Regions from separate parts of the Mus musculus genome. Here region 1 is linked to region 2. Evidence: chromatin loops called from intact Hi-C (ENCODE). Cell type or tissue: heart. All regions are shown on one strand. Links, peaks and the distances in the headings refer to the core of each region. The heading gives the core; the rest is flanking DNA. Region 1 holds the start of Zfp933 (zinc finger protein 933). Region 2 holds the start of Zfp982 (zinc finger protein 982).

Evidence for each region. Peaks named below come from ENCODE experiments on the same cell type or tissue, not always from the same donor. Only the 100,000 strongest peaks of a DNase experiment are listed, where the experiment ranks them.
Region 1: a loop joins it to region 2, with 4 times the contacts of the local background. A loop is called at or near these places in 3 of 42 quality-filtered maps.

The regions. Positions count from the first base shown.
Region 1 is chr4:147,842,837-147,854,184 of GRCm38, reverse strand. Zfp933 (zinc finger protein 933) reads left to right here and starts at 5,767. Exons shown (of 4, transcript NM_198619.3): 1 at 5,767-5,907. The coding sequence starts at 5,905. In heart, for the core only: no CTCF peak of the experiment used is centred there; a DNase peak (open chromatin) is centred at 5,864; H3K4me3 peaks cover 1,881 bases; H3K27ac peaks cover 1,505 bases.
Region 2 is chr4:147,437,665-147,449,012 of GRCm38, reverse strand. It overlaps Zfp982 (zinc finger protein 982), which reads right to left and starts at 5,899. Exons shown (of 5, transcript NM_001371348.1): 1 at 5,474-5,899. It also overlaps the pseudogene Gm13161 and the pseudogene Vmn2r-ps19. In heart, for the core only: no CTCF peak of the experiment used is centred there; DNase peaks (open chromatin) are centred at 5,262 and 5,662; H3K4me3 peaks cover 778 bases; H3K27ac peaks cover 621 bases.

The DNA of each region.
Region 1 (11,348 bases), core at 1,217-9,216, 410 kb before region 2:
CCCATTGGTCGTGCAAACTTTATATGCCTCAGTACAGGGGAACGCCAGGGCCAAGAAGTGGAAGTGGGTGGGTAGGGGAGTGGGTGGGGGAGCGTGTGGGGGACTTTTGGGATAGCATTGGAAATGTAAATGAAATAAATACCCAATAAAAAATATGAAAAAAAAAGATGCCTAGGATCCTCAGAACATATATAACAATGGCTTAATGAAGTTCTGTACATGAATTAACCTCACACACATTAAACTTTTTTTAAAAAGATTTATTTATTTATTTATTTATTTATTTATTTATTTATTTATTTATTTATTTATTTATTATATGTAAGTACACTGTGACACTCCAGAAGAGGGAGTCAGATCTCGTTACGGATGGTTGTGAGCCACCATGTGGTTGCTGGGATTTGAACTCCAGACCTTCGGAAGAGCAGTCGGGTGCTCTTACCCACTGAGCCATCTCACCAGCCCCTAAACTTTAATATCTACTTCAAATATTTGAAAATACAAACTCCCATCACAGTTGGTGATCCCCTCCATGGCACTAAGTGAACATGGCAAACAGCGTCCTTCCTTCAAGGGTATGAAGAAAAAGAGATGAAAGATTTCTTTTTCCTTAAATTGAAGACTTTTGCTGTCTAACATCTTTATAAAAAAATTTAAATGAACAGGGTTTTTCTTAGTTCTTTGCTACTTCCTGACATCAAGATGAAAATATTTACAGGTCTAGAGACATAGCTGAGTAGTGAAGACAAGTTTATGGCCGTGCTAAGGTCAGGTTTTTGACAATTTTCTGTAATTCTTGCTACAAGAAGATTCGAGGGTTGAATTTTGGGAAGTAGCAGTCACATGCACACAGACAGACAGACATAGTGACATCACATAATTAAAATTTAACAGGGGCTTAGATTTGGCTCAGTATTTAGGAACATTGACTGCTTTTCCAGCGGACCTGGGTTCAAATCCTAATACCCACATGGCAGCTCTCAACTGTCTGTCATTCCAGGATCTGACACTCTCATACAGACTAAATACAAATTTAAAATGGAAACAAATTGTTAAACACAAATTATTACTGCAAAGTGTTTTTCTTCTTTTTTTTTTTTTGTAAGATTTTTAACGAGAACAAGGAAGTCCCCATTGTTTTTGTTTTTGAGATTTATTTATTATTATACATAAGTACACTGTAGCTGACTTCAGACGTACCAGAAGAGGGCATCAAATCTCATTACATGTGGTTGCTGGGATCTGAACTCAGGACTTTCCAAAGAGCAGTCAGTGCTCTTACCCACTGAGCCATCTTGCCAGCCCTGCAAAGTGCTTTTCTTGTACAAACATCCATTCGTGTAATTCAGGTGTTGAGGCATCTGAAGGCCTACCTGCAGAGGTTTTCTTCATCATGAAGTGGTTCATGTGACAGAAACCCACGATGTAGGATTGAAGTCAGAGAAACCATTCCTTCTCAGTTGCTTCTTTCATTTGGTAAGACTTAGGAAACGCCCTGCTGGAGGTAATATGTCACTTGGAGTAACCTTGAGAATTTACATCTATGCACCAGTTTTTAGTTCCCAGTCTCTGTTTCGAGCTCAGGTTTGAATGTGGCCTCTGAGCTTCCTGCTTTAGCTGCCAGTGTGACACTTGGGATGCCGCTTTCTTGGTGATTCCATATCCCTCTGGAACACTAAGCCAAATTAACCTCTTTTAAGTTTCCTTAGACATTGTGGGTTATCACAGCAGTAGAAAAGGCTCTGATACACACCCACAAAGTGTCACACTTGGATGTATTATTTCATGTAATAAAGAGAATTGTGAAATCTAACAAAGTTAACTAATTGTTTAAATTACTTTTGTTTTTTGCAAGTGCTTGAATAGTTTGTTGACACTTGTTAGATTTTTTTCCTCCAGAATAAATAATCTTGTGTAATTGAATGTGCATTGGCTAAAGGCCTTACCTTTATAGTCATACATACCCTTCAGTATGAGTTTCTTTCAGGTCCTCAAAGACTACTGGAATATGCCACGGTTCTAAACGATCAATACATACTACAGGTTGTACTCTTGTATAAAGATATCACAAAGTGCAAAATATTACCACACTGATATTAGTGGAGTTTCTCTGTGGTATGACTTTTCTCATGATAGCTAAGACTACTGCTATACGAAAAGGCTTTGCCACAGTCAGGCAAATGGATGGAACTTGAGGATATCATCGTCAGTGAGGTAACCCAGCCCCAAAAGGACACGCATGGTATGTACTCAGTTATAAGTGGATGTTAGACATAAAATACAGGTACTGTGTTACACTCCACAGACCCAAAGAAGCTGAACAGTTAGGAAGCCCCAAGCAAGGAAGCTTCGATCTCACTTACAAGGGAGAAAAAAATAGTCATAAGAGACAAATGGAAGGAGGGAACTGGGAGGGAGGGACATGGGGAGGGGACTACAGGATTCAGGATCAAGTGTGGGGAAGGACAGGAGGTATGGCTAGATGGCCATGAAAATGAATGGAAATCTTCAACTGATGGGGGTGAGGAGGTGGGGGTCAACTCCAGGACTAGATAGAGACCCGAAATAAGGGAGGCTCCCAAGAATCAATGTGAGTCATCTTAGCCATGACTTACTACATTAGAGATATGGAACCTGAAGGGGCCACCTCCTGTAGCTAGGCAGGAACTGCAGTTGAGCGATTGAGACACCAACCCACTCACAAAATTCTTAACCCCACATTTATCCTTTCTACAAGTAATGTAGGCACAGGGGAGGGAGCAGACACTGAGGGAATGGCCAACCAATAAGTGGCCCAACTTGAAGCCCATCCCATGGGCAAGCACCGGTCCCGAACACTATTAATGATACTCTGTTATACTTGCAGACAGGAGTCTAGCATGGTTGTCTTTTGTGAGGCTCCACACAGGAGCTGACTCAGACAGATGCATACACCTGCAGCCAAACAATGAATGGAGCTTGAGGACTCTTATGGAAAAATAGGAGGAAGAATTACAGCCCCTAAGGGAATAGGAAGGCCACAGAAATACTAACAATATCAACTAATATGGACACGTGGGGCTCTCAGAGAATGAACCATCAACTGAAGAACATACATGGGTTGGAACTAGGCCTCCATGCTCATATATAGCAGATATGCAGCTTGACCTTCATGTGGGTTGTGAACAACTGAACAGGACAGGGGTTGGGGGTGGGGCTATCCCAAAAGCTGTTGCTCAGAGCAGGGCTGCCTTGCCTGGACTTGGCGGGAGTGGAAGTGCAGAGATTTGAAGTACCAAGGTTGGGGGCATACCCAGGGTGACCCCATCTGCTCAGAGGGAAGGGGAAGGGGGGCAATAATTGTGGGAGGGGGTTACCAGGAGGGGGGAAATGAGCAGGATGTAAAGTGAATAAGAAAAAACTTTTTAAAAAAATTCTGAAATCTAAAGTAGATCTAATCTCAAGCAGTTCAGACCAGGGACAGTGAGCCTGGAGTAGCTTCCATTGGCCTGCCTGGGCTATGGCCCAACACCAGAGACTGCTATGTTTACCCAACAGAAATCTAACCACTCCTAGTTCTGGGGGCTGATGTCAAGCACTGGTGGTCTGGCTTCTGAAGGTCTCTTCCTTCTTTTCTAGATAGCCACTCTCTCACAGGTTTCCTCATAATCTCGTTATGCTTGGACCTCGCTGAAGTCTCTTGTTTAATAGAATAGCAACCTTATTTGAGTAGGGCCTGATCTTAACCTGCTTACTTCCTAAAGGCTTGGCCTCCAGATACAGCCATGTGCTGGGGAGTTTAGACCTTGGACACACATGTGGGGGGTACAGTTCAAGCCATGCTCATCTCTCTTCTCCATAGCACACACAGTAGACGTTGCAAAAGGCATTTTGCAGATAAGATATCGATGTGAGGAGGCAGAAGAGATGGCCCAGCAGTTAAAGAGCTCTTCTTGCTCTTCCGGAGGACCTGAATCTATCTGGTTCTCAGTGCATCCACTGGGCAGTTCACAATTGCCTGTAAGTCCAGGTAGCCTCAGAGGCCACACACACACACACACACACACACACACACACACATCCACACACCATATATTTACATGGAGGTATGCATATAAATAAAAATGAGTATTTCAAAAAAGATATTGAGCTGGGCAGTGAGGCACCCCCCCACCCCCTCTCCTACTCCATCTTCTGGGTCTTGACATGAGGTTTAACATTAAAGTAGAAAGTGAGCTCTGTCAAGTGAGTTCTGTCAAATGTGGTCCTGTTTATCACTGGCCCATCATATTCTCTCTCTCTCTCTCTCTCTCTCTCTTCCTCTCCCTCTCCCTCTCTCTCTCTCTCCAGGGTTTCTTTCCCTTTGTATCCCTAGAATTTGTTCCAGGTTGTTCTAGAATTAGTTCTGGGGACCAGACTGGCCTCAACCTGAGTGAGTGATCTGCTACCACTGTTTCATAGTGCTGGAGTTAAAGGCATGTACCATCATATGCTGCTAAACTAGCCTATCACTTCCAACCCAGTCTCTCCTGCAAGGAGGACTGACCAGTCAGAACTCTCCGATTCTAATTTCTGCCCCGAGGAATGGCAGCCTTTTTCCTTCTCCAAGCTTGTGATTCCTGGGACAATTGCAGTTTCAGCCATCCTAGGAAGCCATCCTCAGCCCTCAGGTGCTGGCCACAGGGAAATCCCTGGTCACCCACAGCCCTTCTTCCTCTCTATGGACAGAACTCTGAGTCCTAAAAAGGTAAGAAGATGCATCCTCCATGTGTTCACAGAGAGGCAAAGGCAAAAAGCCTGGGGAATGTTCAACAAGGATGAACTCAGTGGCTTATCTTTTATGGGACGATCTTGAGTTTAGAACAGGCTAGAGCACAGGAAGGAAGAGCTGAGGAGGGTCTCCACATCTCCCCCATTGCAGACATTTCCTAGTTATAATGTCCAGCGTACAACCTTCCATGCGACTACCATGATTTCACAGGAAGCCAGTAAAGTCATTCACACTTTGGCCAAGCCTTGACTCTTCCACAGGCTGGCACTACAAGGTTCCTTTCTGCAGTCCTGGCTGTTCTAGAATTCTCTCTATAGATCAAGTTGGCCTCAAGGTCAAGCGATCCCTCTACCTATGCTAAACCATGTCTGCCTTCATTTCTCGTTCTTGATGCTGGACAGAGACCCCATCACTCCTCCATCATGTATTGTCGCTGAGGCCATTTCAGGTTTAACTAGAATTTGATTTCCTTGATCAAGAATTCTAGGAAAATTACTCAACTCCACTTCTAGGAACCCAAGGTCAGGATATCCTTGCTAACTTATCTCAACCTGTTTGTGCTGGAACCCCCTCTGGCTAACTGCTTATCTTAGCTTCTACTAGAGACTGCTTGTTTCTGTGAGGATTCTACTTTGGTTGCCAGATGTAAAAATCTGGAGCTAGGGCACTCAGTGCCCTCGGCAGCTCAGCTCACTCTCCAGTGTACGTATTGAAGAGAGACTGTGGGGTAGAGTTATCGTCCTATGAACCTCTGTACGCTAATCCTGATTTTTGCTGGAAATAGACCAACTCAACAATTTTGAACCAAATTTAAAGCAGGCATTTATTAAATATTAAATACTGACCAAGAGACAGACCTGGGTCAGTAAAATTCCCCCGGAATTTGCCAGCGCGAACGGCCTCAGTCACGTGTTACAGCGGTTTCTTTTTAGATATTCAACTAGACCACCGTACTTTCCCATGAGCCTTTGTTATTTCCAAAGAACTACAATTCCCAGCATTCCAGGAACTTACGTAGTTCCGGGGCAGAGGAGGCTTCCAGGTTAATTTTGAGAATTACAGATGCAAGCTCTCCACCTTGATTTCAGGAGGAAGAAGGGGAAGTTAGTAGTGGGTGGTCTGAGGGACGCTCAGGCAAGGTCCTAAGTCTCGACATGGTGAGTACAGGGTCACTGCCCATATCGGGGAGGAGCAGGCGGATGAACCTGGGGAGCTGGTGTGGTGGGTTCTCCTCGGGACTGGGTGGTAAGCGGAGGCCAGATGTGGCCACCTGTGGGGTCTGTTTTAGTTCTAGTCATTCCCTGGACCCGGTAGTGGGCTCTGAATAACGTCACTATCCGGACTGCTTCTGCGCCAAGCATTTGGAGTAAGGACTTGTGTGCAGGATCATCCTTGGCAAGATGCCAAACTCGAAGAGACCTGGTTTCTCACAGTATCTTCTACAACTTTTTTCCTTTAGCATTTAACGTTTAGTTGTAAGGTCCATTTGGAGTTCATTTTGTGGCGGTTGTAAAAGGTGTCTCACGTGTTGGGTAACACTACAATGTTAATCTGTGATGTAGAAGAATAGGATTTATGATGTAAAGGAATTGCAGTGCTTAGGAGAGGGTAAGTCACACCACATAGAATTTAGATAAGTGAGGATGCCATCTAAAACACCCTACAGATGGGTACTATGCTAACCATGTCTGTTAGATAGGATGCTAGGATACACATTTTTGTTCACTAGGATTGTCCAGAAATATGGCTGAAGAGCAGAACAAAGGAGACAAACCAGATTTACAACCAGCTGCTAGGCCATTCCCATTGATAAGTTATTTGTTCTCTGCTGCTCAAATGAGCCAGTTCAAGCCAGCTTGGATTATATTAAATGTCAGTTTATTGGGAAGCCGCTCTTGTTCACTGGCCCCAAGGACCGAGGTCAAGGAAGTTACCATGGTGAGAGAGGGAGGCAGAGAAAGAGAAAGCAGGCAGGGGACAGAGAGAATAGGAGAAAAAGAGAAAGTGAGAAGAGAGCAAGAGAGAGAGAGAGAGAGAGAGAGAGAGAGAGAGAGAGAGAGAGAGAGAGAGAGAGAGAGAGAGATTGCAACATGAGCAAGACTACACTGTTGTCAATTTCTTGCAAAGGAACAACTCTGTAGTGTTGAGGGCTGTTTTTTTTTTTTTTTTTCAAGTAAGGCTTTCCATGTGATGGGGGGGGGTGGGGAGAGAGAGAGAGAGAGAGAGAGAGAGAGAGAGAGAGAGAGAAAGATTTTGAATTAGTCAGTGTGGAGAGGAGTTTTGAGTCAGAACAGCTGAGTTGACCAGCCAGCAAGAGTTCAGGAAAATCTAGGAAAGGCGAGCTTATTCAGCAGTAAATCTCTGAAGCTGGGATTGTCCAGAGACTAGAAACCTTCAGGACTAGGCTAGGTAAATAGGCTGAGTCAGTAAGCCTCAGAGAAGACAGTTACCTCAGGTGAATAAAATCATTTATACAGAGCTCCTTCTCTAAAGCAAGGATATATGCTTGGGAAAGCTGGTAATGGTCTGCAGCCAGGACCTGTGGGGAGAGGTTGTGTCAGATCCTGAGAACCCAACTCTTGCCACCACGTGGGGCTGTGGTTGTTAGTCCCAAGTCCACTGTTGGCTTGTTCAGTAATGTTCCTGATGTATCCTGTGTTCCCTATGACCAGCATGAATTTGATAGACTCCTCCTGAGTTTGTCCCATTGTATGATAGTTTCTGCTGACTTCATAGAAGTCTCCCATTTCTTTCCGTGTTTCCCCTGTAAGTAGTATACAAGATGCTATTCTTCTTAAGAAGCTTACTCCAGGAGATACAGCTTGTGCAAGACCTTTATTGTAGGATATCTGATCATACCGTGAAACCTGAGTGTAACAAGATTAAGTAAACCATGGGTCAAGAAGTGCCAGAAGCAACCAGCTGACAGGAAGGGAACCTAGGATTATTAAGTAAAAGTCACAGAGAGTAAGAGGGAATTGGGAGCAAAGACAGAGAGATGCACAGGAAGCAGCATTTAGGTACATTCAGTTTGGAGGATGTCATTTGAGAAGGTGTGGCAGAAAGAGATTCCTTCTGGGATTTCACATGAAGAGAAAGGTGATCAGGTGCTTTCTCTGCCTCTCTGAGCTACCAGGCTTCCACCCAGCATCTGGCTTCTGAGTCTTCCTTGGTAAAATTGAATGATTTAGAATTTGTTAAATACACCAGACCTCTCCACTGCAGCGTTTTATCTTTTCTGCCTACACTTTTCCTACCTCATCTGCTGGGACTTTCCACTTAGGACCTTGTAACTAAAGGACTGCTGTATTAGCATGCTGGTGTATTTAGTTCTGTGAAAATCTTTGCTATGTATCTCCCATCTGCCTGTGTTTACACTTGCAGTCTGCAGTCCATGTTTAAATAGTTGATGGCATAACCTGGGATCTGAATCTAAAAGACTTAAGGGATATACCATATGTGGAATGTAAAATCCCTTCTAGGCTGACTCCTCTTTGAGGACTCCCAGAGCCGAATGTGTGGTGTTCATAAAGAGACTTTTCTTAATTAATGTTTATTGTTGTGTGGAGTGATTTCTCCTTGGGAAGGTATATTCATTCGAGGACACCTGCTTCTTCAGCCTTTTCCACAAATGTTTCTGAGAGAAGCTGTGTTGACTCAGATCTCCTTGAAATCTCAGTCTGTTGCTCCCCAGGGCAATGACCTTGCTTTTCTCTTGATTAAACTTCCCAAATTCTTTAATTAAAAGGCTGTCCCGCAACAGAGTTTTAAAATTACCCTTTTGAGTTATGTAAATAATTGTCCATTGCAGCAACAGGAGAAGTATTTGCAGGTGCAGCATGGCTTCCACTTTCAGACCAGAACAGGAGAAGAGTATAACGTGTATACTGCAGGGTGAAGCAGGCTAGGCAGTGTGTAGATCACAGACTAATATTTAAGGGAGTCAGCTGTAGGGAGTCACTGTTATGAAGAAGAACCTGATTCAGGCAAGTGAGTGATTTTGTAATTTCCCAGTATGCATCAATTCATGTATTTGAATGAAATCAGACCAGATTGGTGGGTGTATAATTTGTGAAGGTTAGCTTGAGCTAGCTATTATATTTCCAGTCAGTGGTCTGTCCTGTGCAGATTGTGCAGTCCTCATTGACAGTGTTAGCTCAGAGATTGCAGACAGGGGCTGTTGGCTGTAGCCAGTACAGATCTCAGCAGCTCACATTGCATGAAAGGGCAAGGTCAAACAGTATTTTATTAATGCCATTCCCTCTACGAGGGAAGAGTCTGATCTTTTTCAAAGTCAGTATACCTATCTGGTTTTCATCTTTGTTTTTGTTTTTCAAGACAGGGTTTCTCTGTGTAGCTCTGGCTGTCCTAGAACTTACTCTGTAGACCAGGCAGGCTTCGAACTCAGAAATCTGCCTGCCTCTGCTTCTCAAGTGCTGGGATTTAGGGTGTCCACCACCACCGCCTGGCCCTATCTGTTCTTCAATTATATTTATGTCTTTTGAAAGTTAATTGTTACTATTAATGTTTAAATTTCATTTTCTTTATGCATCACTGCTCTGATCTGGTACTGGTTTCTATTCTCCAGTGTTTCCCATTCAATATGAATTACATTTCTTTCTCTCAAGGGCTTTCATATTTCTCTATAGCAAGGCCTCATGTAGCTCAGCCTTGCTCATGCTGTGTTACTAAGACTTTCTTTGAACCTCTACTCCTGGCTGTACTCCCCAGGGCATGGAAGAAATTCCTGCAACTCCTTTCAGGCTGGGCCCTGACTGGTCAATGAGAAGGGAAAACACCACTGAGTGAGGGTCCTCCCTTCTCCCTGGACATTGTGGGAGATTAAAAACAACAAGAGACCAGTGTAAGAATTGAGTTTAGTGAGGAACATTGAAGCTGGTGTATTCAGAGCACACAAATGGACTGGGGGGAAGGAAGGTGAGAGAGAGCTTTCCTGCTTTGATAGTAGTTGGCATTAGCAACAAGTAGCCAGGTAATCCATTTTAGATGATCACTACAAGTCCAAACTGGCCATTTTCACAGGCCAAGGCAGTCAAGATTCTGGGCGAGGCACTGAAGTTATTTCTAGAAACGAAATTTCTGTTTAACCAAAAAAGACTGGAGAGTGTAAACGAGGAAAATACCTAATTAAAAAAAAAAAAAAAAAGACTGGAGAAACTGATGTAGCTCGACCTAATAGGAATGTAATGTTTCCTGTCTGAAAATGTACAACCTGAGAGGAAGGTGTGAGATGTTGTGGGTGTGCTCTAATTCACATGTCTAGTCCCTGAAGAATATGGGACCATAAGGCCCGTTTCAACATTTTAAAGTAACTTTTGAGACTAAACTTAAATCATGCGGACCTTCTCATTCCTCCCTACTGTTAATTCTCAAACCCTGGGACAACTGACTGAGATGCCTAATTAATAAGTCAAAGCAGACCTTCCTTCCAGGTTCTCCCAGCATCTCTCAGTCCTTACCTATTACTGGGTGTTGCTGGGCGATCCTGACCTCTAGCCCACGGGTTTGCTGGCCCTTCTCCCAGCTGTCTTTCTTCCTGTAATCCAACTAACTGTTTTGACTCCCTGGTCATGTTTATTTACCATTTATCCTCCTGGCCTCTTGGTGTGGCTCTCCCTGCTACCTCTCTTCACATAACTCATAGTCAAGTTCAAGTTCATTCTGTGCTCTCCCAGATGTCCCTGTGTGCCTGTGCTCTCCCGTTTTATCTATAATGAATGTTCTGCTGCCCCACACCTAGGAGCAGCCTTGTCCTTTCCTTTTTATTTCTTTTTGTCATTCACCTCCATTAATCCATCACTCCTTACAGTCAAACTCATGGCCACCTCTGCTTTAATTGTTACTGCTTGACTTTCACTAAAGGTTGCCTGTGACTCCCCAGTTATGAGGTAGAGTTGGCTACAGTGGGCGTTGTGTGCGCGGTGGATCGTGCACACTAATGACCCTGTGCTTTGAAAGAGGAGCAGGAAGTGCTCTGGGAGACTGGAAAATTGTACTAAAATGCAGATTTCCCAGACCAGGGCTCTGTCTGACCCTAGGGTGGAGGGGCAGAGTGGGAATGCCTTGTTTGTCTAAGTCCTTTGATGTCTGATTCCTCCAGTAGAGGAGCTGCTGCTGTCCTAAGGCCCAGCAGGGTTGTCCAAGCTAATGAGGGACTCTGGGCAGGCCTGGCAGTCAGGAGCACCAGGGGGAGGTAGTGAATATTCTTTCCAGGATTCTCCTCTCATGCAGCTGTAGAGAGCCGTGAGGGGGACCACAAGCCATGTCGTGGTGAATGTGGAGCCTACTGTCCCCAGGCCAGAAGGAGTAGTTCTACTGAGCTATCAGAGTCTGATCTGCTGGGACTGAGGCCGTCTGTGGGTCAGACTGTGGTTCTGTTGGTCCATGTGGTGACCTGGGCAGAGGCCTTTGGCCTTGGACCCTCCCTGAATGTGGATCCCCTGGAAGGAGGGAAACTGAAATAGATGTGAAATAAGGTTCAAAGGCATAGAAAGAGGACTTTAGTGTGAGTTTAGTGACACAGAATACATTGTTATCATTGCAAGGACCCTGGCCTACCAAGTATGATTTAATTGAC
Region 2 (11,348 bases), core at 1,952-9,951:
TTGCTTCCTTGCTTGCTTGCTTGTTCCTTTGCTTTTAATTTTTCTTTTTCTTAAACTCATCTAATCGTGCAGGAATCCCACACTCCCCATCAGGAACCACTCCTCCAACTCTGTTGCCTTCCACACAACTCCCCAGGACCTACTCTGCACAGCTTCTTCACAAAGTTGCTGCCAGACTAGACCAGAGCTGGATGTAGTAGGACACTGCACCTGGGTTCTGAACCCTTCAGATACAATGGATCCTGTCTAACTTCTCATATTGTGCGTGTAGCCTTCTGGGCTATAAATGCAAAAAATTAAGCAGTCCCTTTGAACTCTGATGCTCAGAACAGATACCCAAAACAAACAAAAACGTAGATAAAATGTCCTTGGCTCAAACCACAAACCATAGAGGTATCCAATAAGGAGCACAATTTATGTGATACCCAAGACAAAGAATTGAAAACCCACAGTCATGATCAAGGGCATTAAAGTTTGTAAACCATGTGAATCCACTCAGACAGGAACAAAATGAATCTTGGGTAAGAAAATAATACCAGATGCCTGAAGGAAATAAGGACAATATAAAATATTAAAATTGAGTTCAATAGGTGGTTAGAAATGCTAAAAAAAGAAAAATCCTGAAGAGAAAATGCACTGAGGCAAATAAAATTGATACATAGAGAACCTGTGGGAGACAGATTATCAGACTTAAAGAAAAAGTAGAGGAGGTGGATGCCTCAATCAAAGAAAATGGTGAATTAAAATGATGTTAGGTCAAGGCACAATATTATTTACTGCTTGAAGGATGAGGCAATAAAGAGAAACTCCTTCGAAAAACTGTCCTGATCTTTGTCAAAAAAAAAAAAAAAGTAAGGAAAGGAAGTAAGAAGGAAGAAAGAGAGAGAAAGAGAGAGAGGGAGAGAGAGAGAGAAGAGAGAGAGAGAGAGAGAGAGAGAGAGAGAGAGAGAGAGAAAGAAAGAAAGAAAGAAAGAAAGAAAGAAAGAAAGAAAGAAAGAAAGAAAGAAAGAAAGAAAGAAAGAAAGAAAGAAAGAAAACAGGAACAAAATTACAATACATACTGCACTGTTTGTTCATACATGGTTAGATTGTTCCCTGTAACACTCTGACACCCATGCATGTCAGTATAAGTGGGGGAAAGGAGAACCGAGATTTACCCAAGTCTCATTAGACTATTGCTAGGAAGTCAACTGTTTTCATGATTATAATGAGTTCCAGAATTCTCATGTGACCTCTTAGGTTCAAAACCTGTTGTGATGATTATGAGAGGTTAAAATGGATTCTAGCTCAGCATGGAGGTGAGAGCTCAGAAGCACAAACCCAAACCTGGGGGTCTGACTTTAAAGAACAGGGTTCTGTGCCCATGGACACCTTTCAGATGACAGGGCTACTTGTTTCCCATTGGGGTGAATTTTAGTTTTTCCCATATTGTACTTATGCTAAAAAAAAGTCACAAGCTAATTGATTCCTCATATGTGAATAGATTAAACATACTAGTGATTAATAATGCATCTGTGTTGAGTTAAGGAAAGAAATGAAAGCCTTTTCCTCAGAGGCATTTAACTGAGTGTGAGTACAAAGTTGAATTCTCTACTTCATGTTCCCTGTGCTTCCATCCTCTGTGTATCTGTTCAGTTAGTTTAAATCTGTAACTTCCTGAAGGCTGCTTGTATAGCTCTCCCTTTCTGTCTGCCTTTTGTCTCCATGTTGGTGTCTGTGTAATCTGTTGTCTATTTGTATCTCTCTGACTGGCCTTGAGAGAGAGCTTTGGAGTGCTTCTAGAACATCAAGGGATCCATCACATGGGGAAAGAATGGGATAGTGAATAGTAATATTTTATAAAGGATTAGGTAACTGGCTCCAAGTGGTCAAGTGGTCAAGACAACAGACATTTATAAACATGACTTTTATCAACCAATACCCATAACTGTATATGCATTTTTGAACTATGTTTTAAGCCTCTGTATTTCATGCTTTCATCAAGTGACACTCATGCAGTTTCTGAGCAGGACTTGAAAAAGTACATAAATTACCATTGTATCTATGCATCAAGTTAGGTTTTAAAAGTTGATATCAAGAGAAGTCAAAGGAGAATAATGTTAGTTTTTACGTTGTTCTTTGAAAAGTGTACTAAACCCTCAAGTTGAATAAACAGTAGGATCACAGCTTTAAATCTTAAATTTCTTCAAGTTTCCTTAATTCTGGTTGTGAGGTCCAGGAAAATTCCCCATCTATTACAAGTTAAGATGTTTTATATAATACATTGTCACACGTACAGTTCTGCCAATGCATAGGAAAGCACCATGGAGCAAGACTCCATGGAGTCCTGCTGGATGTAGTCTTAGTAAGATGTTCACAAAACAAAACAAAAAAAAATTTTTTTTAAAGTACCAGCTTATAAGTGTATGAAGGTGTTTCAAATGAAATCTCTGAATTCTGAAAGAGATGGAGTTCCAGTTGATCTTGTCTTTTCCACTGTGTTACATCAAGAAAGTTGCTAGCCAAAGTGGTTTCATAAAAATATCCAAAGAATGCTGGCCACTGACAACAAAAGGGGTTGCTTTTCACAAACTGACATTAAGTCGTCATTGCTAAAGACAGGGCTGACACAAAACACTGTATATGAAAAGGTCAAACTGGTGCCAAGAACATTGACTCTTATGTTCCAGTGTCCTCCTTATGGAAGGTGCTTTGAAACGTACACAAGGTGAAATATATACACAGAACCAACCAAAATAGACGTTGATCTATAATTTTTCCTTCCAGCAAAATAGGCTTAGGGCAATGATGTCATGAATTTACTGGGAATAACCAATCAATGTCTAATTTGACTTAAATACCAAAAGCACTCTGGTTAAATGTTATATATCTATATACACAAGTGTGTGTGGACATGAGTATACTGGGAGTGTTTGTGGACACACCAGTGTTATAAATAGTTAAAAAGGTTTCTATATAGTGTAAAGCATAAAACTTTCATTGGAGCAGTCTCCCAGCTATCATTTAGAATTAAGACAATTCAAGCCTATGACCTCATACATAGATACCTCTTAACCTCTCTCCTGCGTCGTTCTCATCTATCTGTTATCTTCTCTGTCTCCCACTAAATCTCCTACATCTGCATTCTCCTCTCTACATCTCTTTTAATATCCAGAAATTCCACCCTCCAATTCTTGTCCCAGGAATTGGATGTCAGGTTTTTTTCTTAGAAGCAATCAGGTGTAAAACATCACCAGAACTTCTCTGGATTGCCTCAAGGCTTAGAGAGCTGCTTGCCATTCAAGTATCTCAGCAGGGGTGGGAGGAGTATTTACAAATGTAAAGCTGGTGAAGGGCCATAGAAATGACAATATCAAGATCCTGCTAGTTCTCTGCCAATAAAAATTTGAAAATACAGACACACCCACTGAAAAGGTTAGGAAATTCACCTCCATACATGTGGAGAATCCAAGCAGGCCAGAAGAGGAAATTGGGGACCACAGGTTGGAATGTCACTTTGATGTAGAGTAGTCTGACCTCAAATGAAGAGGAATACACCTGCCACAATGTTCTGATTGCTGGGATTATGCCAGCAGCACTTGCAAGTTTTATGTCTATAGAGTCAAGCAATGTAATCACACTTTGTATATCTCCACAACATAATTTATATTCTAGAAAACATCTTTTGACTGTCTTTCCATTTACACTAACACAACATTAACATCCTACGAACCAGAAACAACCATAAAATATATTTTTTCTGTAGAGGGCAAAAGGAAATTATGGTCAAGAATAAGCTCTAAGTTAACCAGGGATGTAAAACCACAGCGTTTTCTCTTCAGTGCAAGAGAAGTACACTTTTTTTTTAAACCAGAAGTAAAAGAATGGATGTAGTAAGCAGTTTGGTGACCTGTGGTAGATTGTAGTGGCAGACCACACCTGGAAGTCCCAGACTATTAAATTGTCCCAGACAATCATCCTAGATCATTGTTTCTCCATCAGTACAAACCATACTTGGGGGATATAGGACATGTACCTTACAGCTTGGTGTCGTTTACACAGTATGCTTGATCCTCCTCTAGGCTCTTTAGTTTCAGAATCCAACTTTAAAGAAAGACTCAGCCGGGCATGGTGGCACACGCCTTTAATCCCAGCACTTGGGAGGCAGAGGCAGGCGGATTTCTGAGTTTGAGGCCAGCCTGGTCTACAAAGTAAGGTCCAAGATAGCCAGGGCTATAAAGAGAAACCCTGTCTCAAAAAACAAAACAAAACTACAACAACAAAAAACAAAAAACAAAAACAAAAAACAAAACCACTCTGAAATCCAGAACCAAGATCTACTTGGCCAAAAGTTTAGGGAAAAAAATCCCAGTCTATGAACCTATGAACATGGTTTGCCTCACGATAAAAATAACTGAGTTTGAATGGCCTGTGAATATTATGAAGCCAAGGAAAGAGAAGATGAGAGAAATGGGCAGAATGTAGATGAGAGAGTGCTTACTGGCTTTCCAGATGGAAGGTGCTGGGTGAGTCACAAAAATCCCAAGAATCAGACCTCTGAAGGCAGGGAAACATAGATGCATATAGGCCAGATCCATTCTCAAAGGGTCTCCATAGGCCAGAGATGTCAAAGGTGTATGGATGCAATAGTAATCTATGCTCTGTGATGGTGTGCCAATCCTCTGAACACTTCACGCACTAATAAACATGTGATGGAGAAAAGACATTATCACCGCTGGGAATGGTGGCCCACGCCTTCAATCCCAGCACTTGGGAGGCAGAGGCAGGGGAATTTATGAGTCCAAGGCCAGCCTGGTCTACAAAGTGAATTCCAGGACAGCCAGGGCTATACAGAGAAACCCTGTCTCAAAAAAACAAAAAAAACCCAAAGAAACAAACAAACAAAAAAAAACCAAACAAACAAACAAAGAACAACAAAACAACAACAAAAAGACAGTATCCTCATTGCAGCTTCCACAATCACAGGTCACTTTCAAACACTGGAACCCATAGAAGAAGGACTGTTTTGTTGAGCAGAGATGAAAGTGAAGCAGAGGCCAGCTCCCTGTGGTGCCAACTGCTCTGTGTCAAGTCGCAGTTTTGCTAACATCACTGACATGAGGGTGGGCAGAGCAGACTGCTCTTCTGAGGCCTCCTTTGCTGCACTGCCATCTAAACCATACAGAGGCGGTTCTACTCGAAGCGGTAAGGGATTGGATAAGGAATGTTGCCGTGAGGATCATGCATCTGGTGGAACACTTCTGCCAGGGCTGGTTCCTGGCCCGCTTCCCCCAGCAAACTCAAAGGAATCACTAAGTTTATGTCCCCCTAGAAGTGCCTTTCCCTTGCTAGTGTCATATGGCTCAGCTTTCCTTTTCCGATTTCGCAGGTCATTCTGCTTTTTCTCAGGAGTCTCTACTTCTTTATCACTCAAGGACCCCACGCTGCACAAACTCTGGTTGGAAGACACACTGTTGAGTGGTCCCTTACTTACACCAACTCCAGTGAACCTGGCCTCTAGTAATTCCTGCCTTCGTGGGTCCAGGCTATGCAGTTCTTCCATCTTTTCTGCCGCCGCTGCCGCTTCACTCTCCTCTCGGGAGGGGCCCCGACCCGACCCGGCTGCTGACCGCTCCGCTCTCCCCCTGTGCAGGCCCGGGGCGGAGCCGGGGCCTCTCCTGAGCGCCGCAAACCCGGCCCTGGCAGTCGCCGCCCCGCCGGGCTCCACAACAAGGCGGGCTGGGGAGAGGGGTCACGGAGGCCACAGATTCCCCGAGCTCGCGTATGTAGCCAGGAGGCTGATGCGTGCTCGGGCACCGGCGGCTGCCAGGGGGCGCGGGGCCGGCCTCCTGGAGCCGGACAAAGGCCAAGGGAGGCGCAGAAGGGTCTGGGTCGGGCCGAGAAGTGGGGGCCCGCTCGACTGGGGGCCACTCGGGTGCGGCGCGGAGGGCGGGGTGCGGGGTCGAAACCGTTAGTGCCCAGGACCCGCCTCCGGCCCCTTAATCCAGATCCACTCCTCAAGTGAGCTTTCTAGTAAGCTACCTGAGTTGGCTAAGTGGGTCCCCTTAGTAAGCTACTCCTTAATATTTCTGTTTCTCGGGGGGAGGGTATGGGGGACTTTTGAGATAGCATTGGAAATGAAAATGGGGAAAATATCTAATAAAAAATATTAAAAAATATTTCTGTTTCTCTAAGTCTGTCAGATGACCCCGGGGCAATAAGCTGAATACCAGTGCTCCAACATGTTGAAGTAAGGGACTGTCCAAGTGATCCGTGATCTCTGTAAATTGGCTAAGTTTTGGAAGCTGTGTTAGGCTTTCTTTATATTTTCAGTTAATATCAGTCATTCTTGGATTTCTGATGGGGTTGAAAAACTGCGTAGTCTCCTAGCCAACCCAGGTTTTTTTCTTTGAGAGGAACAGTTCTGAGAGGATGGTTTTAAGATGGCATTCAATATAAAGCCAAGATATATGCAGATGTAGAATTATAAGTCTTTTAAGTAAAGATACATGACAGAGGTTCTGTTTAATTAACAAAGATGATGGACTGGGTGTTAGGTCTCTAGTACTTTATAAATTACAAAATAATAATAGTTATGTTCAATTATATCTGAGATAAAATAGTCTTTTAATTGGACAGAAAGGAGGAAATGTTATGAATAGCCCCAGAGCTAATTATATTTGATGTTAATTCCATTCTCCTGTGATTTGTGAACAAGGAATGAGTCTGACTCAGGTGATTTCTTGTAAACCAGCTCCCCACCTAAATTTGTAAAATAAAGGAGAGCTGATAACTGGGCAGATAAAGGGAAGGTGGATCAGAAGGTGGCAGGAGACTGTCCCTTGATACTAGCTGGGGGCAGATGAGTTGGCTTCAAGGGAGTCATGAGAGCAGCAGAGCTGATTGTGATCCTCACCTTCCTAGCAGCTGAGACAGCAGGCCCTGCATCTCACAGCACAGTAGAGCTGTCCCTGCATATGGGGCTTGCAAGTGACGTAATCTCAATGGCATGAGCACAGCAGAGCTGGGTCTTCCTCGTGGGTGCACTGTTGTACCTCTGTTGAGAATTCTGTTTAGCTCTGTATCACATTTTTAAAATTGATTATTTGGTTTGTTGGTGGCTGACTTCTCGGGTACTTTATATATTTTGGATAGTAGCCCACTGTCATATGTAGGGTTGGTGAAGGTCTTTTCCCATTCTGTTATCTGTTGTTTTGTCTTATTTACAATATATTTGCCTTACAGAAGCCTTTCAGCTTCAAAGGTTCCCACTTATTAATAGTTTGTCTTACAACCTGAGCCATTGGTGTTCTGTTCAGAAAGTTGTCTCCTATACCCATGAGTTCAAGATTATTCCCCACGTTCTTTTCCATTAGACTTAGTGTATCCAGCTTTATATTAAGGTCTTTGATCCCCTTGGATTTGAATTTTGTGCATGGTGGCAGATATGTATCTATTTACATTCTTCTACATGCTGACATTCAATTAAGTCAGCACCATTTTTTGAAGATACTTTCTTTTTCCATTGTTTGGGTTTGACATTTTTGTCAAAAGCAAGTCCTTTTCAGGCTCCATCTTACACCCATCAGAATTGCTAAGATAAAAAAAAGTTAGAATATGCTGCTGAGGATGTGGAGCAAGGGGAACAACTCTTTCATTGCTGGTGGCAGTGAAACTTATTCAACCACTTGGAAAAATAAATTGTGTGTGTGTGTGTGTGTGTGTGTGTGTTCGCAGAAAAACGGAAGAAGTTCTACCTAAAGACCCAGCTATACCACTAATGAGCATATACCCAAATGATGCTCCAATATCCCACAAAACACTTGCTACACTATGTTCATAGAAGCCTTATTCATAATAGGCAGAAACTGGAAAGATGTCTCTCACTGAAGAGTAGATAAGGAGAATGTGGTACATCTACACAATGGAATTCTATTCAGCTATTAATACCAAGACATCACGAATTTTGCAGGTAAATGGATGTAACTTGAGAATATCATCCTGAGTGAGGTAACTTAGTCCAAAAACAACATGGATGACATGTACTCACTTAAAAGTGGATATTAGCCAAAAAATACAGGTAAGATGTTACATTCCATAAAACCAAAGAAACTAAACAAGAAGGAATGACCAAGGGAAGAAGTTTGAATCTCACTTAGAAGGAGGAATAAAATAGTCATAAGAGGAAGATGGAGGAAGGGTGCTGGGATGGAGAGGGGTTGGGGAGGGCAATTCATAATCAGGTGTTCGGAAAGACAGAAGAGATGGCCAGATGTCCATGAAAATGAATGGAAATCTGCAACTGACTATGGTGAGGAGGTGTGGGGCATGTTCAGGATGAGACAGAGACCTAGTATAAGGAAGGCCCCCAAGAATCAGTGGAGGTGACTTTAGCTGTGACTCACTTCTTTGGGGATATGATTTCTTAAGAGGCCATCTCCTGTAGCCAGAAAGGAGCCTCTAGGGTATTCTGAAGACCTTGGAGGTGAGAGAATCTCAAAAATCAAAGGGAGAGACCTTAGATGAAATACTGTACAATGGGTAGAGGAAACTCAAATAGTCCATCTCCAGTAAAAAGACAGCATCAAGTGGACAGACGGGATTGCCATCCAACAGTCAAAGATTCTGACCCAAAGTAGTTTCTGTAAAAGAACAGAAGAGACAAAAATAGAGAAGAGAGTGAGGGAAAGGAGGTGCAATGACCAGCCAGAATTGGGATCTATCAAATGAAACATGGCTTATGAAAAAGTAATGCACTTCCAAGTGGAATTGTATTTAGCTACAAAGAAAACTGAAATGAGAAAATTGGCAAGAAAATGTATGGAACTATCAGAAAATTTATACTAAGTGACAAATATCAATGGCATGTGTCCATTCTCAAAAGTAAATCCTAATGGTTACATTTGAATGATTTATTGTTAAGAATCGTTTTTGCCATTCTGGATTTTTCACCTTTCCAAATGATTTTGAGAACTGCTCTTTCCATACATTTGAAGGAATGTGTTAGGATTTTGATGGGGATTACATTGAATCTATAGATTGCCTTTGGTAGGATAGCCATTTTTACTATGTTAATTCTGCCAATCCATGAACATCAGAGATCTCTCAATTTTCTGAGATATTCTTCAATTTCTTTCTCCTTTTTTGTATTTATTCTTTTTTATTAGATATTTTCTTTATTTACATTTTAAATGTTATCTCCTTTCCTAGTTCCCCCTGCGAAAATCCCCTATCCCTTTCCCCCTCCCCCTGCTCCCCAACCCACCCACTCCCATTCCTGGCCCTGGTATTCCCCTATACTAGGGCATAGAACCTTCAATTTCTTTCTTGAGAGACTTGAAGTTACTGTCATACAGGTCTTTCATTTGTTTGGTTAGAGTTTCTGCAAGATAATTTATATTATTTGTAGCTATTGTGAAAGGAGTTGTTCCCCTAATTTCTTTCTCAGTCTGTTTATCATTTGTATAAAGGAAGGCTACTGATTTATTTGAGTTAATTTTATACACAGCCACTTTGCTGAAGTGAGTTATCAGCTGGGGGAGTTCTCTGATATAAATGTTGGGGTCGCTTATGTATACTATCATATCATATGCCATTAGTGATAACCTTATTTCTTCTTTGTCAATTTGTATTCTCTTGATCTCTTTTTGTTGTGTTATTATTCTAGCTAACACGTCAAATACTATATTGAATAGGTATGGGGAGAGTGGACATCTATATCTTATCCCCAATTTCAGTGGGTTTGCTTCAAGTATGTCTCTATTTAATTTGATATTGGCTGTTGGTTTACAGTAAATTGCTTTTACTCTGTTTAGGTATGGGCCTTGAATTCCTGATATCTCCCATACTTTTAACATGAAGGGGTATTGTATTTTGTCAAATGCTTTTTCTGCATATAAGGAGATGATAATGTGATTTTTTTTCTTTGAGTTTGTTTACATAGTGGATTACATTGATGGATTTTCGTATATTGAAACAACCTTGCATCCCTGGGATGAAGCCTACATGATCATGTTGAATGATGGTTTTGATATGTTCTTGGATTCAGTTGCAAGAATTTTATTGAGTATTTTTGCATTGATAATCATAAGCAAGATTGTTATAAAGTTCTCTTTTTTAGTTAGGTCCTTGTGTGGTTTACGTGTCAGAGTAATTGTGGCTTCATAAAATGAGTTAGGTAGTGTTCCTTCTCTTTCTGATTTATGAAATAGTTTGAGAAAATTGGTATCAGGTCTTCTTTGAAGGTCTAATAGAATTTTGTACTGAATCCATCTAACCCTGGGCTTTTTTGGGGTGGGAGGATTTTAATGACTTGTATTTCCTTGTGCAGTATGGGCCTGTTTAGATAGTTTACCTGCCCTTGATTTAACTTTGGTATGTGTCATCTGTCTAGAACACCACCCATTTCATCTAGATTTTCTAGTTTTGGTGAGTATAGGCTTTTATAATAGGATCTGAAGATTTTTTTTTGAATTGCCTCCATTTCTGTTATGTCTCCCTTTTCATTTCTGATTTTGGTAATTTGGATACTGCCTCTGGGGTGGGAGGATTTTAATAACTTCTTCTATTTCCTTGTGCAGTATGGGCCTGTTTAGATAGTTTGGCTAGGGATTTATCAATCTTGTTGATTCTTTCAAAGTACCAGCTTTTGGTTTTCTGATTCTTTGCATTGTTTTCTTTGTTTCTCTTTGGTTGATTTCTGCCCTGAGTTTGACTATTTCCTGCCTTCTATTCCTCTTGGGTGAGACAGCTTGAGCAATCACCATCCCTGACATCAAGCTTTACTTCAGAGCAATAGTGATAAAAAAAAACTCCATGGTATTGTTACAGAGACAGGCATGTTGATCAATGGAATAGAATTGAAGACCCAGAAATAAAACCACACACTTATGGACACTTGATTTTTGACAAAGATGCCAAAAATTACAATGGAAAAAGGAAAGCATCTTCAATAAATAGTGCTGGTCTAACTGGCTGTCTGTATGTAGAAGAATAAAAATAGACCAATATTTGCCACCTTGCATAAAGCTCAAGTCCAAGTTTATCAAGACCACAGCATAAAAACAGATACATTGAAAATAATACATAAGAATGTGGGAAAGATCCTTGAATTTATTGGCACAGGGGTAAATTTCCTAAACAGAAGTCCAATAGCTCAAGCTCTAATATCAAGAATTGATAAAAGGGATCTCATAAAACTGGAAAGCTTCTGTAAGGCAAAGGGAATAGTCAGTAAGACAAATCGGCCAACTACAGATTGGAAATTTTTTTCATTAACCCTACATAAATAGAGAGCTAAGATTCAAAATATATAAATACTTCAAGAAGTTAATCACCAAAAAAACAAACAACCCAATCAAAAATTGGGG